Linked DNA regions of Mus musculus: region 1 is linked to region 2. A link is a contact called in ENCODE Hi-C or POLR2A ChIA-PET data. All regions are on one chromosome and are shown on one strand. Each heading gives the region's core, a stretch centred on a gene start or an enhancer-like site at or near the end of the contact. The rest is flanking DNA. Distances are from core to core; before and after follow the strand shown.

Region 1 (6,931 bases), core at 166-2,665, 170 kb before region 2:
GTGTGTGTGTGTGTGTGTGTGTGTGTGTGTGTGTGTGTGTGTGTGTGTGTGTGTGTAACCCTTGTTTAACCTAGCGTGAATCCCATCTCCCCACCCACAATCATATTGCAGGCATAGTTAAAAATAGTAATTACAGAAAAGGGTTTCTTAAAGCTGTATTTTGGTGTGTTCAATACATTGTGTTTTGGTCTTAAACGAGTTTTTCCAAACCAATTCGTAGTTGCAGTATACACTAACTTACATTAAGGTTTTTGAAAGTCAACACTTTTTAAAGCTCGAAATTTGTTTTAAAGAAGGATGAAGGGGGCGGGGGGGGTGTTGGGAGTAGTTAGTAACTAAATCATGGGGCTTGTTTTTAAAGATATCGGTGTGGAAACTGCTTAGTTCCATTTGAAGAAGTTCTGGTATTGATGGACAGCATTGTAAGAAGAGACGTGGTTAATTTTTGCTGGGCCATGGGCTGTACATGGGACTGTGCCTTCCACCTACTTTGTTCTCTCTGATAACGGGCATCTTAAGCAAGTGGTTTTCGACTTGGGAATATCTGGATCCTTAAGATTTGATCCTGTAACCGGTAGGCTTGTTCTGAAGTACGGAGAGGCAAAAGTGGGCGCTAGTGGGCGCTGTGGATCCGTAGAAGTCACAGCCGTGGTTCAGTTTTTCAAAATCGGTCTTGGGCAAGCAACCGAGTATCACAACTGCCACTTCTCTGACTGATAGTTGTCCGGGTCACACCTAACTTCCTGGCCACTGTGGGGTCGCGGGGTGTCCCGGGAGCTAGTGAAGAAAAGTCCTCCCAGACGTTGGTAGTGGAGCTTTGGAGGCGCTGTTCTTGCGGGGAGAGGACCGGAAAGGGAGCGGGCGCACGGAGTTGGGTCTCGGGGTCGGGAAGGGCGGCAGACTGGCTCGCACTGCCGGTGGGCTGCTAAGGCTCTCAGCCTCGTGAGAGTCTGATTTGAGTTGCGTCGGACCGGGCCGGAACACTTGGTGCCAGAATCAAGTTAGAAGGCCCTCAGTTAATGGCTCAGAGGGATCCGCCAAGTACCAGGGCGCCATACGCGCGAGGGGCGGCAGGGAGCGAGCGCCACAAGGCGGAACGCTGCGTCCACCACGTCTCGCCCTATCCTAGCGAGGGCACTCGCCAGCACAGGCACTTGCCGGGCGAGGTGACCCTGCTGGTGCGAGTGGCTAAGAGGCGACCAACCCTGTGCCCGGCGCCCAGCGGGGCTCGTCCTGGGGGCGGGGCTCACCTGTCAGGGGCGCCCTACCTCTGGGTGCCCAGTGTCGGGTAGGGGGCGGCAGACTGACGGGAATGCTGCCCAATCAGCGCGCGCTCGCGGCGCGGCGAGCCAATGGGCTGCGTTTGACTGGGCGGGGCCCCGCGTTTATAGTGCTCTGACAGCGCGCCCGGCGCGCTGACTCTCCGCGGCGGGGACAGAGGCACCGGTCGGATCGCGGAGCTGCGCGCAGAGCGGGTCCTGGCGCCCTCCCCGCACACAAAGGCCCGCGCGCGTCAGACGCCTGCGGGGGTTCCAGTGCTCTCCTGACTGCTTAGTGGCCGCGAGTTGCGAGGATTCAGGAGGCGCCCTTTATCTCTGCGCTCCAGGACATGGAACCGCGCCGACGCGGCGCTCGCTTGCCCGGGCCACTGCCCGCTGTCCTGGATCTATAGTCAGGCGGCCCCTCTCGGGGAGCAGCACCCGCCGCCTCACACCGACTCGTCTCTCCGCTGCGGGCCTTTGTCCCGGCCCAGTGCCCTCGCCGCGCCCGCCCTCCGCGGCTGGCCCGGCACCCTGGAGCCGCACGGGAGCCGACTGTCCCAGCTGCGTCCGGCGCAGCGCCCCGGAGCCCCGAGTCCGCCGAGCCGCCGCGCCCCGCGCGTTCGACCCCACCCCGCGCGCTGAGGGACGCGCAGGGTGAGCGCACCTGGCCTCGGCGACCGCGGGAGCGGCGCGGCGTGTCCGCCCCGGAGGATTGGGGGTCGCTGCCCGCGGCCGGTCCCAACGCGTCCCGGAGTGCGCAGAACTGGGAGCGGCTTGGGCATGGCCATGGCCCGGTCCAGGAGGGACTCTGTGTGGAAGTACTGTTGGGGACTTTTGATGGTTTTGTGCAGAACTGCGATCTCCAGATCGATAGTTTTAGAGCCTATCTACTGGAATTCCTCGAACTCCAAGTAAGTGGTGTCCACGAGCCTTCTCTCTTCCGCGGTGCCCTCGGCCGGCGCCCGGGGTACGCTGTATGGTCCGGGCGGGAGGAGGCCTTGGACCCTGTTTCTAGAACCTGGGGCTCCTGTCCCCTATCCCCCACCCTTCCACATTTCTCTAGGTGGGGACCGGTTGATCTTGAGAGCGCGGGTTCCAAGGGTACTCTAATTAGGCTCCAACCTCAAGTGCTCTAGGAGTCCCAAAGCCCTGGCGACTTGGTGGCATGCCCGGTAAGGTGTCTGATGGCGCTACCCGGCCTCCTTTCTTTTTCGAGGACGGAGGACGTTGCCACTAACGGGGCTACAGACACACATTGGCGGGCTCCGAGAGATGCTGCGCTTGCGAGGAGCGCGGGAGCCACGGGCCGGGGCCCAGCGAGAAGGCGACAAGAACTGAGAGTCTGGGGTGGTGGAGCGTCCCTTAGAGGAAGGGAGCTGGGCCCGGGGCGTCCCTGAGCCGGGATACCTCGGCGCCTTCTTGCTAGCCCGAATGTGCGCGGGGAGCTCGATGGCTCAGCCAGAGAGCTCAGGCGGCGAGCTCTCTGCATGTCGGCCTCTCCCTTCGCGTCGGAACTGGTGGTCTAGGTCCAGTGCGGCGCGGTCCACTTAGGTGGCTTAATTTTAACGACGCCTTCAGGGCCCTACCCAGTCAACGCTGCAGCCTTTGCACTTGGGGAATCGGGAGTCAGACTTGCTTTTAGCAAAGCGCACAGTCGGGAGAAAACCAGGCCTGAGACTAACTTTCAGGTCTGGTCTCCCTGAGTGCGCTCCTTGTTTCGAAAATGCTAGCCATCCCTTGGAATACGCAGCCATGGCCCCAGTAACCGTGCCTGGGTGCTGCTTCTTACCTCATTTCCCAACCACCGCCAGAAAGTGCTGTGCGGAATTCTGGACTCAGCCCTAGGAGAGCGTGGAGACGCGGCTGGCTCCTGGTTGGAGTCAGACCTTTCAGATTAGAAGCAAAATCAATGGCCTAATTGGAGTTGAGCGTGCGGTGCACGGCTTCAGAGTAGAGGTGAACGAATTGTTTTTGAAATTACCACATAAGCAAAGAATTGTACCTACTCTCTTGAAAGTGGTAAATTTCAAATTCAGCAACATAATTGACCAAACACGTTTCCCTTCGAAAGGGCAAAAAAATCTATAGTTGTAAATGACTCAAAACATTTTTTTTTTTTTTGCCTGCTGCCAGGAGGCCCTTGTTTTAAACTTACTGCGGCCCCCCTCTAACGTAGTCTTGATCTGTTAAAGAATTTTTTCGTTTTGTTTTGTTTTTTAAAGCAAGGTGTTGCATTTGCTCTCCTGGCGTGGTATCTTTGCATCCACACGGGATCTACAGGCACCTGGTGGTGCCCGAAGGCGCCTGGCTGGGATCTGAGCGCTGCAGCCTTTGCCATTCGGACTGGGGCCCTGGTGGTAGCTGCTGCTGACGCTCGCGGTGCCTACAGAGGTCACCCTTCCCTGCCGAATGCTAGCTATGAGCGCGCCCATCCCCCCATCCCTTCCCTGGGCTGCCTCCCTCTCTCCACTTTGCACTTTCACTCACAGCCTCTTTTGGGGAGGCCGAGTCTCCCCCCCCCCCCCCACTGCCTAGATTTAATATTTATATTTAAGTCTAATTTAAAGAAATTCCCATTAAACCCCTTCTGAGTAACATAACCATCTTTTCTGTTCATAGTGACCACTATACTTGGGTGTGCAGACGGAAGGATTAGAAATACTGATTTGTTTAAACAGCACTGCCACCAAGTGCACGTAGCACTTGGAGAATCATGTCTTTGATTTGAAACCTGTTATGTTAGGGAGGGATTTGATCTTCAACAGGATAGTTTTCCGAGCTGTGGCCACAGATGTATAGAGAGCTGCTAGGGCCCTGGGTTTTGGAGGAGCAGGCCTCCCTGTACCGTGCAGTTGTGTGATTACTCCCTGGCCTCCACAATAAAATGTCTTAGAATTTTCTTGAGGATGGCTGGAAGTCTTTGGAAAGCCTGTGGCTGAATGCTGTCTGTGAGATCAGAAAGACTTCTTCCTCGGAAGAGTAACACAAAAGAGCCTTTTAGTTTTTAGTGCCTGGCATCGCCTCCCTTGTTCACTTTTTCAGAGAAAAGTTTCTGTAGGTAAAATGTGGCAGGTAGGTAGCCAGACGCTTGGAAGCTTTACCTTACTTTGCATGAACAAGTCACTTGTCATGAAACAGGCATTGGTAATTAGATTTGTTTCATTCTGGGGTCAGCCTTTTTAGCAGGTGGTCGACACAGGGAGCATGCAGCAGCTGCTTGCTTGTAGAGCCCAGAGAATCCTTTGTAAACTGGAGTCTCCATAACTACTTTAATCACATTGCCTGCCATCCCATCCTGGAGAGTTTATGTAATAATCAGAAGTTCTGTGTACTCAAAGATTATGTGGCTGCCCTGTCAGATTAGTCACATTGTATCTGAAGATGTGGGCGCTGTTTAGGTCACTTTTCAACTATTTTTAAGTTCTGGAAAGAGTTGCAAAGCCTGGCAACCATTTCTAATTAACATTTCAGTAGAACCCCCTCCCCACTGTAGTGTCTTAGCCGGAATAAAGCGGTGCCTGCTTGTTGTGGTTTTGATGGGTAGTAGTTTCACTTGGGCTTAGCAACTCTACACTGGCAGAGGATTCTAAAAGAAATTACACCCTTGAATATTTCCTTCCAGTATTAATTTATGTCTGGTTTTTTTTTTTAATTCTATAAGTCACACATACATACTAGTTAATTTACAGAGCACTGTGCTTTTCCCATGCAATGTTTTTCCACACATAATACTGAATTCCTGAAATTGATTGAGTTGATACAAAAGAATGGCTGGATAATATCCAGATAACCTGAAACACAGGCCTCTCCCTAGTCAGGCTCTGAATAAATACAGGCCTGTCAAATTGATAAACTAAACTACAATGGATAGCACTGCTTAAATAACCGGTCAATAACGCATATACGCCAGCCTACCTTCTATTGTGTCTGAAATTCCTATTTTTGTAGATAAACAAATACAGATTCAGCATTGATTGAATAGCCCCTTGAACTATGCTCCACAGTTTGCATTTGGGCCAATCTTGTTGGTTTTAATATAGAGAGGGGGGAAAAAAGCAAACCAGAAAGCACCGGGGTTGGGATTGGTACTGCCTCACATCCACACTCCTCACGCTTTGTCAGGATGATAAACTATGGGTTGTGCGTTGTCCTTGTTCCACAGCAGAGCCTGGCAGAACACAAAGACAAATGTGGATGCCTTTTCAGATGAGAATCTGAGAGTCATGTGTCCTGGGACTGAACTTCTTAACCTCCTGCAATTACAGCTTCCAGCCCCCAAAGGAGAGTTGAGGCTAAGATAATTTGCTAGGCACTTGGTTCTAAATCTTTGACAAAGCTTAGCTCTTGACACTTGTCCTACTAATGCAAAGAAATGCAAATGACCCTGGTGGATCTGACTCGGTAGCTGGAGCTCGAAAGACAGGTGAATTTTAAGCATCCCCAGGAACCCCCTGAAAACCGCGTGTTGGAATGGGTTTATTAGCTTTCCTAGAGCCTCTTCGCACACTAAGACGAATCCTGTTGCTGGATCCACAGGATAGCCTCCTTCAGACTAGCACTGAGGGCCCTGCAGTAACTAAATCCTTGTTGTCTAATCTTCAGCTGAAATATTTCGGGTTGCTCTCCGGAGCTTAATCTGACACCTGACTTGAAGCTGCATTTCAGAAGGCATTCTCGGAATGGGAGACTATTCCAGATCCGAGCATGACTGCAGGGCATCGTCACAGAAGTGGGAGTGGCAGGGAACAGCATATATAGACTGTAGGCCCTGGGAAAAGAATTGTTTTAAGGAACAATATTTCTTTGACATTCTAATGAAAACTTTATTCTTAAAATATCTAATTACGAATTGGACACTAACAAGCCTCTTCTCCAAAAGATTATTAAAATGTCTCCAGTTACCGCCTGCCTTTGCTGCCTGCATAAAGAACCTGTTTTTCAGGCCACTTATATTCCTGCATAAAGAGAAGTGTTGGACTGTTTAAAATATTTTGATTAAAATATGCAGATCCGGTAGAACTGTAAGCTTCTAGAGAGAAGTGAGCTCTCTCTAGGTAGGTTCCCCTCCCCCCATAAAGGGGTGGATTAGACCCCACCCCCCACCCCCCACCCCCGCCCAGGCAAGGAATAAGAACAACCCCAAAGGAAGGCTAGCAAACGAGACGTGTTCCGAACAGCTTGGAAAAAACTCCTGTGGCTTCATTGTCTCTGCAAAGCCGAAGAATACAAAAGCAAGCAGTCAGCCCTTCTCCCGTGATGGGAGATGCAAACCGTTGACACGGCTCCCCTGTTTAACTTGTTTAATTCTCATTTTAAATTCAGCACTATACCAGCCGTGTGAACTCTGAAGATTTCTTTAGTAATCCATTTTGTAGTTCGGAATCAAAAACAAAGTGAAAGGGTCTGACACAATTTGCTTTTATTTTTAGGCAAATCAACCCTGGTCATAGTTAATAAGGGGATTACAACCCAGACTACGTCTTTACAGATGTAAAGTAAATCAAGGGCAGAGCATAAAGAAACGGATCCCTTTTGATTGAAGTATGGTAAAAAGGCATAGAGGAGCTAGCGGCAGTAATCTGATTGTATGGCAATAAAACCACCATTTTCTGTCTTTCAGATAAAAATAATGTGGTAAATCCATGCAGTTCATAAGATGTAAAGGCAGA
Region 2 (6,347 bases), core at 2,145-4,644:
TGGAAATTCTGGAGAAAGTCACTGCTGTAAAGTAATTCTGCTCAGGTTCTGTGAGGATGTATGTGTATGTTTTCCTTTAGGTAAATGGCCAGGACCTCAAAAGTCAGATCAAAAGGTGTAATTAGGGCCAGCAAGATGGCTCAGTGAGTAAAGGCACTTGCTAGCAAGCCTGACACCTGACTCTGATTCCACGTGGAGGGAGAGCACACACTCCTGCATGCTGTTGTTGACTGTCTACAGGTGTGAAGTGAGGTGTGCTCCTGTCCTTGCACACAGACACACAGTGAAAACAGTTTTAAGATTTTAAACAAATATATATGTAATTGTATAAGAAGCTGTCAAACCACATCCCAAAACACTTGGTAATTTTTTTTTTTTTTTTTACCATTTGAGGTTCTTATCTCCTTTTGATAGGTAATTGTAAAATTTATGAACTGCCTATTAATTATCTTACCAATATCCCAAATTTTACAAAATGATCTTAGGTGGGGAAAAGGCATGGGAAGTGTGTGTGTGTGTGTGTATACTAATTTACTTTTTAAGTAAATTTAACTTTAATTTAAATTTCTGATTTTTTTCAGAGAGTTTTCAGAAGTGACACTGGCCAACATTTCTTATTGTATCTTTCTGTTTTGCCTCAGTTTATACAGGTAGCTAAGCCCAGGACAGTAAACTCTTCAGTTCCTCCTGTCTGAAGTGAGCGTCAAAGCTAAACCATTGGGTTACAATTTGTCGGCTCACACTGTGTCTAGACTTCTGGGCTCCAGTTTCAGGTTTTCGTACTTTATCAATTAGACTCCCCTGCTTCCCAAGAGGGGAGCTATCAAAGGTATGTATGTGTCTACCGAGCTGCCCAGCTCCAGATCAGAGCGAAGTTTCATTTTGGTCTGATAAAGGCTTATCAGGCGGAGAGAAACAAAGCAACAGGAAATTGAATGATATGGTTAACTCCTTTTCGGAGGCACTTCCTGCAGACCAGCCACCCTCACCACACAGGTTTAGAGGTGAGATATCAGACCTTGATCACAGAAATGATTTCTACCTTGCTGTCAGGGAGACTCTGGGTGGCCAGTGCCCATTGCCCTGGGTAGGTTAATGGACTGTGAGCTTACCTAGGGGAAAACAAGACTCCACATTCGCCTTGGGAACTTGTCAGGAATTTAAAGATGGTTTCTGGGCTAGACACTGTTAATCTATCAGGGGGAAATGGAGAAGCCCAAGCTTACCAAGTGCAGCTCTGGCCTGATAATGATAACGTACAGGGAACTTCAGCTGTTTGTCCAACTGGAGAAAAAGTAGGGGAGGAAAGAAGAGCGGCATGATGGAGACAGGACAGAGAAAGTAACATCAAATGTAAGAGCTGCACTAGGACTCTCTCCTCCCTCTTCCCTTTCTCCATATTGAGGATGGAAGCCAGGCCTTGTTCTTGCTAGGCAAGGCCTTTGCCACCAGCCCACGCAGCCAGCCTCAGGACTGGGAATCAGGGGAGGAAATGAAAAGACACACGACCTTCATAAAATGAAAGAGAGCCTGGCTACGTGGTCACAGAATGACGTCCACAGCTGGACACCAGAGTGGGAAAACGTCCTCCAGCTGTAGCCAAATCTGTTGTTTTCAGGACCCAGAAGTCACCAGGCCGGTGGTATTGGAGACAGGAGACAAGCGGGTAGGGATTCTCTTACAAGCCAGAGGTCTAGGGAGGCTAGAGTCTCCTCTTTGCCACTGTCCTGGAACTTAGTAGATGAGACTAGTCTCCTGGATGCCCTCATAATTCTGCAGAAAAAAAAAAAAACTCATGATTTTTTATTTTCTTTTCCTGGAAAGTGTAATTTGAAGGATTGTCAGAGGACAAAATTGAACCGTGGTCACAAAGGCTGTGCAGGAAGACCCAGGAGCATCATGGGGCCAGGGCCTTTGGTGTTTGCAGTTTTGTTTCAGGGAGACAAATGCCCCTGCTTTGATCAAGTGTCAAGTGTATGTGGCAAATTCCTCTGTGAAGGACCCCCTGGTATACTGCCTGCACACGCAGGCAAGCTGCCTGCAGGGAGGTGGGGGTTGGAGGTAAGCAAGCATCATTTGTTTTAAATTGCACCACGGTAGAAATCCATGAACTCAGGGCTGCCACAAGCATTCTGGGCACAAAGGAAAGCTGTGCAGAGGCTGCGTCTCTTTTGATATAGATTTTGCCGCCATTGTTCCAGGTGTCTCCGGAGAGAGCTTATTTCCATATGTATAGAGAAACGGAGTGCTTTCTCTTGCCGGTTAAAGTGTCACCGAATGTATTTTTAGCTATACATAAAGCAGCGGCAGTGTGAGGCATCTTACCGCCAGGGTCGCAAGGTTTGAACATCCTTTGCCACTGGAGGAATGCTAATGAGATGATTCTTCATTCCACTTATTTTAATTGCCAAACAACGCTTAATTCCCCACCCCACACCCCCGACTTAAAAAACAAAATCAAACAAATCCCTTTTTGTGTATAGCCAAGTTTGCCCTTGCAGGAGATGGGTGTTGCAGAAAGACCCCAATCGTCCTGTGCAGAAGGTTCTAGGCCTGGCCCTCTCCCTGTGCAGTTAGTGCGAGGTGTCAGTGTCTGCTCCCCTTTCCAATAGCTCGGAGGATGCTGAGAGGAGACGCCCGTGGTTGTCAGAGAAACACGGCGATATATTATTAGATCTTTCATAATTAGGCTTTGCTGATGTGTGCAAGAGCTTAATCAAAAACGTTATCACCCAGCCTGCTGCTGGAGGTGGGGGTTGGTGATGGTGGTGGGGGAATCTGGAAAGTCAAAGGCTGTTCCTCCCCGTGCTGGTTCTGTAAGATAACAAAGGCAAGACAAAGGCAGATGGCTCCTGCCTGTGGTTCTGAGCAGGCTCATGCTTTGGTTAATCACGTGACGTACGTGACAGTGGGTTCAGAAAACCTGAAGCCCCTCCTCGCTCCCAATTTCTGAGTCACTCCACCGACCAGGTGCTGACTAAGGCTGTGGGCTGTGGGAACCTCATTGAATGTGTCTGCCAAGCGTTTCCAGGTAGAGCTTGGCTCCCCGGGGGAGCTCTAGAAGTCCCTCCCTGGGTCACAGCAGGCCTGCCTGACTGCGAATTTCAAAGAGTGTATCTCAGCCCTTAGATAAACCTGGCTGGTGTCCCCTGGCAGCAAAGCTGGGGGAAGACCTCGGGGACAGCCATCCTGCAGCGCCCAGGGCTGTTTGGACAAACTGTGCTATGTTTTTTCTGCCCGTATCTGGGCATGCAGGTGAATCCTGGTCCCGCTGGTATCTTGGCTGGCCACTCTCTCTCAGGCTCTGCGGGGAGCTGGGGGTGCATCCCTGCAAACGCTCCAGCAAAGCTGTGCAAACAAACCCGGCCGATTAGTTGGACAGGCTCACTGGCTCGGGAGTGTGAGCTGGCCTGGCAGCCCTATGCTCTCAACCCTTTCCAGGCTGGGCTTGTTCCCAGAGCGCTCATCAAGGAACACACTACCTTACCCTCTGGATGCTGGGTGCTTGTGCATCTATGGGCAGGACAGGATACTGATTCTTGCCTTGGACTCTTTACATACAACATATCACACATTCATTCACACACACACACACACACACACACACACACACACACACATGTGCGCGCCACTCACGTTCACTACAGACTATACAGCATTGGGTCAGAAGCCGTGATGGCACGAGGCACATAAATTTTGTGTCTGAGTTATTTAACCCACCTCAGAGTTGCACAAGACCTGTGTCCTTGTCTTACACGCTGCGTCAGATAGAGGCTGGCAATTTCTGTGTTTAAAGGTTCAGTTTAACACCTATAAATAACCTGACGTTCTGAGCTTTTTGGGAGAGGCTGCTCAAACTGACTTGACTTTTTTTTCCCTCTCTTCTGCCTTTGGTTTGAAGTAAGAGTCAACTTGGTATAAAGAAACCTCGGGTCCCCTTTGAGGTGAAATCAGAGTGAATCAGAAAGAGTGATTACGCCCTTCTTTAATCAGAGACTCTGGGGAGGATTTTCTTTTAGGAGAGAAGCGTCAAGCCATGCTCTTTGAAAATTACTTTCATATTTTCTTGAGCAGTTCAGAGCAGGGAGAGTTTTAAGAGTTGTCATTTGCTCTTGGATATCAGGCGGCAGCCTCAGCCTTTTGTCTGAGCCCTTCCTTCTGTGTATCCGAAAGGACTTAGCTGGCCCCGGCTTTGTTGTGCACCACACAAGCTATCAAGTGACTAATGCCCTTGGAATCTCATGGAGACATTTATTCTGCCCCTGTTGCTATGAGCCCTGTGTTCTTTTGTGGAACCTAACAATATAGGTAACATATCTAAAGTATGACCCTGACCAAAGGAACTTAGTTTTAAGTAGCAATTGTAAAATCATTGTGTACACGTCACGGGCCTGTCAGGTCCATTCTCATTTTAGTGTTTCAAGTATGTTTGCGCTAGTGACGTGGGCTGATTAACCTGAAGTGAAGTTAAAGCATCAATAGAAAAGCTCACCCACATTCACACTGCAAGTGTTTATTAAACCAGTCTCAGCTACTTGGGGGAAGCAGTACTCCTTCAGGGAATTAAAAAAAAAAAAAAAAGGATAATCAATCAGGAATTATTCAATGAGCTGACAAAAACAGCATTACAGGTCAAAAGTCCCCCTGTTATTTAAAATAGACGATCCATTTTCAAGTCAAGAGTTTTTCTCTGTATTGCCCTGGCTATCTTGGAACTAACTCACTCTGTAGACCAGGCTAGCCTGGAACTCAGAGATCCACCTGCCTCTCCTCCCAAGTGTTGGGATTAAAGTTTATGTTAATAAATAGCTTTTAAAATTAGCATTTCCTGTCTGCTTCCAAAAATTTGGTTCAAATTCTTCTCCCAGTGCTTGGAATGTTAATTTGGTGACTAGCAGAGAAAGTGGTGTGTGTGTGTGTGTGTGTGTGTGTGTGTGTGTGTGTGTGTGTTTGAGACAAGATCTTACACAGAGTCACAGGCTGGTCTGAAAACCACTACAAAGTAGCCCAGGCTGGCTGGCTTCAAGTTGTGGAAACCCTCCTGTCTCCACCTCCAGAGTTCTGGGATTGCAGCCATGAGCTCTGATGTCTGGCTAGGAAATATGGTTTTGTCAGAATTAAACGTGTGCTCGTTTCTTAACCTGAGACATTTAAAAATTAGTTGGAGCCAGAAACAATTAACGGTCCAGATTTCTCTCACTTATTTTTGGCTTTTATCTTACTTGTTTGTTCCCATTTTAATTAGAAAATAATACAATGACACAATTAATTTTACCTGGCAGGCTCTGTTCCACGGCAACAGGGGCGTATGTGAAAAATGCTGCTGGCTTTTTTCCTCTTCCCCCTAGAATGAGAATTTTTTAAAACCTAAAAGTCTGTTACCATTTAAGCCTCTATAAATGAATTTTTAGACAGTGTTTGAAATTTGGGCCTTGATTTTCACACCTTAGGGAACCATATGGAGGTTAAAATGTGATTCTTTGTTTTGTATTATGCGTTATCCCACATATTTTTTTGACCAGTGTTTCTATTTAGCCATTTTAAATACTTTCCATTTAAGTCACATTTCCTCAGAAACTGGGTCCACGATCACTGATAACATTCTAACGTTGCCACATTTTATTGATTTGTATTTGATGCCAAGGTTGATAAGATGTAGATCACATTTAAAAATTATGTGAAGAAGAAAAACCTACATTAGACTCAAATCTTAATTAATGTGACCATACTCTCTTAGTGAAATGAACACAGTTTTACCACATTTTATTTTTTCCCCCCAAACTGTGTGCTGCTCCTTACCACTTTGGTTTCTTTCCATATCTTCTCTTTGGAGAAACCAGACCAAAAGTTGTTTGAGTACAGACGTGCAAAATCGTCTTCCTTTCATGCTTTGCACATCATGCACTCTGTGCATGCTCCGGTGAGTCGTTTGTGACTGTATTAACTTGATGGTCTATAGGTACAGAGCAGTATAGTAACATTAGAACACACATCACGCTTGCTAACAAGGTAAATTCATGTGCTTGGTATGGGTGATAACTTCCTTGCTGTGGATAATATCTGTTCTCTTGCACCTGATAGAGTCACAAAGTAAGTATTAAATCTGGCCCAAGGAGCTCTGAGGAACGTGGCAGTGATAGGGGACGCAGAAAACTTCTGTCTCAGCATTGTTTCAATGGCCAACCCACGAGACTTGCATGCCTTTGAGTGAAAACCCTACTCTCTAAATTGTAGGCAACAAGGTTGGGGAGACCCCGACTCAAATCCCCAGCAACTGCCAAAATAAGTAACATCTAGGAATGGGCTTTCTCAAGCCAATGATTAAAACTTTCAAAGGGTACAGTCTT

What was found. A loop is a pair of places that touch in the nucleus more often than their neighbours do. ChIA-PET counts read pairs that join two places held with the same protein, here RNA polymerase II (POLR2A).
Region 1: a map of heart shows a loop between it and region 2 (3-fold over the local background). The contact joins the promoter of Efnb2 here to the enhancer-like site in region 2. A Hi-C loop is called at or near these places in 6 of 37 maps with a recorded cell type or tissue (gastrocnemius, heart and mouse embryonic stem cell). POLR2A ChIA-PET finds 5 or more read pairs at or near these places in 2 of 5 experiments (Patski and embryonic stem cell).

What each region holds. Positions count from the first base shown.
Region 1 is chr8:8,655,726-8,662,656 of GRCm38, reverse strand. It overlaps Efnb2 (ephrin B2), which reads left to right and starts at 1,415. Exons shown (of 5, transcript NM_010111.6): 1 at 1,415-2,173. The coding sequence starts at 2,043.
Region 2 is chr8:8,485,743-8,492,089 of GRCm38, reverse strand. No RefSeq gene overlaps it. Among named protein-coding and RNA genes, the nearest start is that of Gm31135, 4.2 kb to the right of the region's middle. RefSeq lists an enhancer at 751-4,036. Within about 2 kb of position 3,394, at least 1 of the 3 ENCODE cell types and tissues checked has a DNase peak (open chromatin) inside an H3K27ac peak, as active enhancers do; it is heart, where a contact is called at or near this core.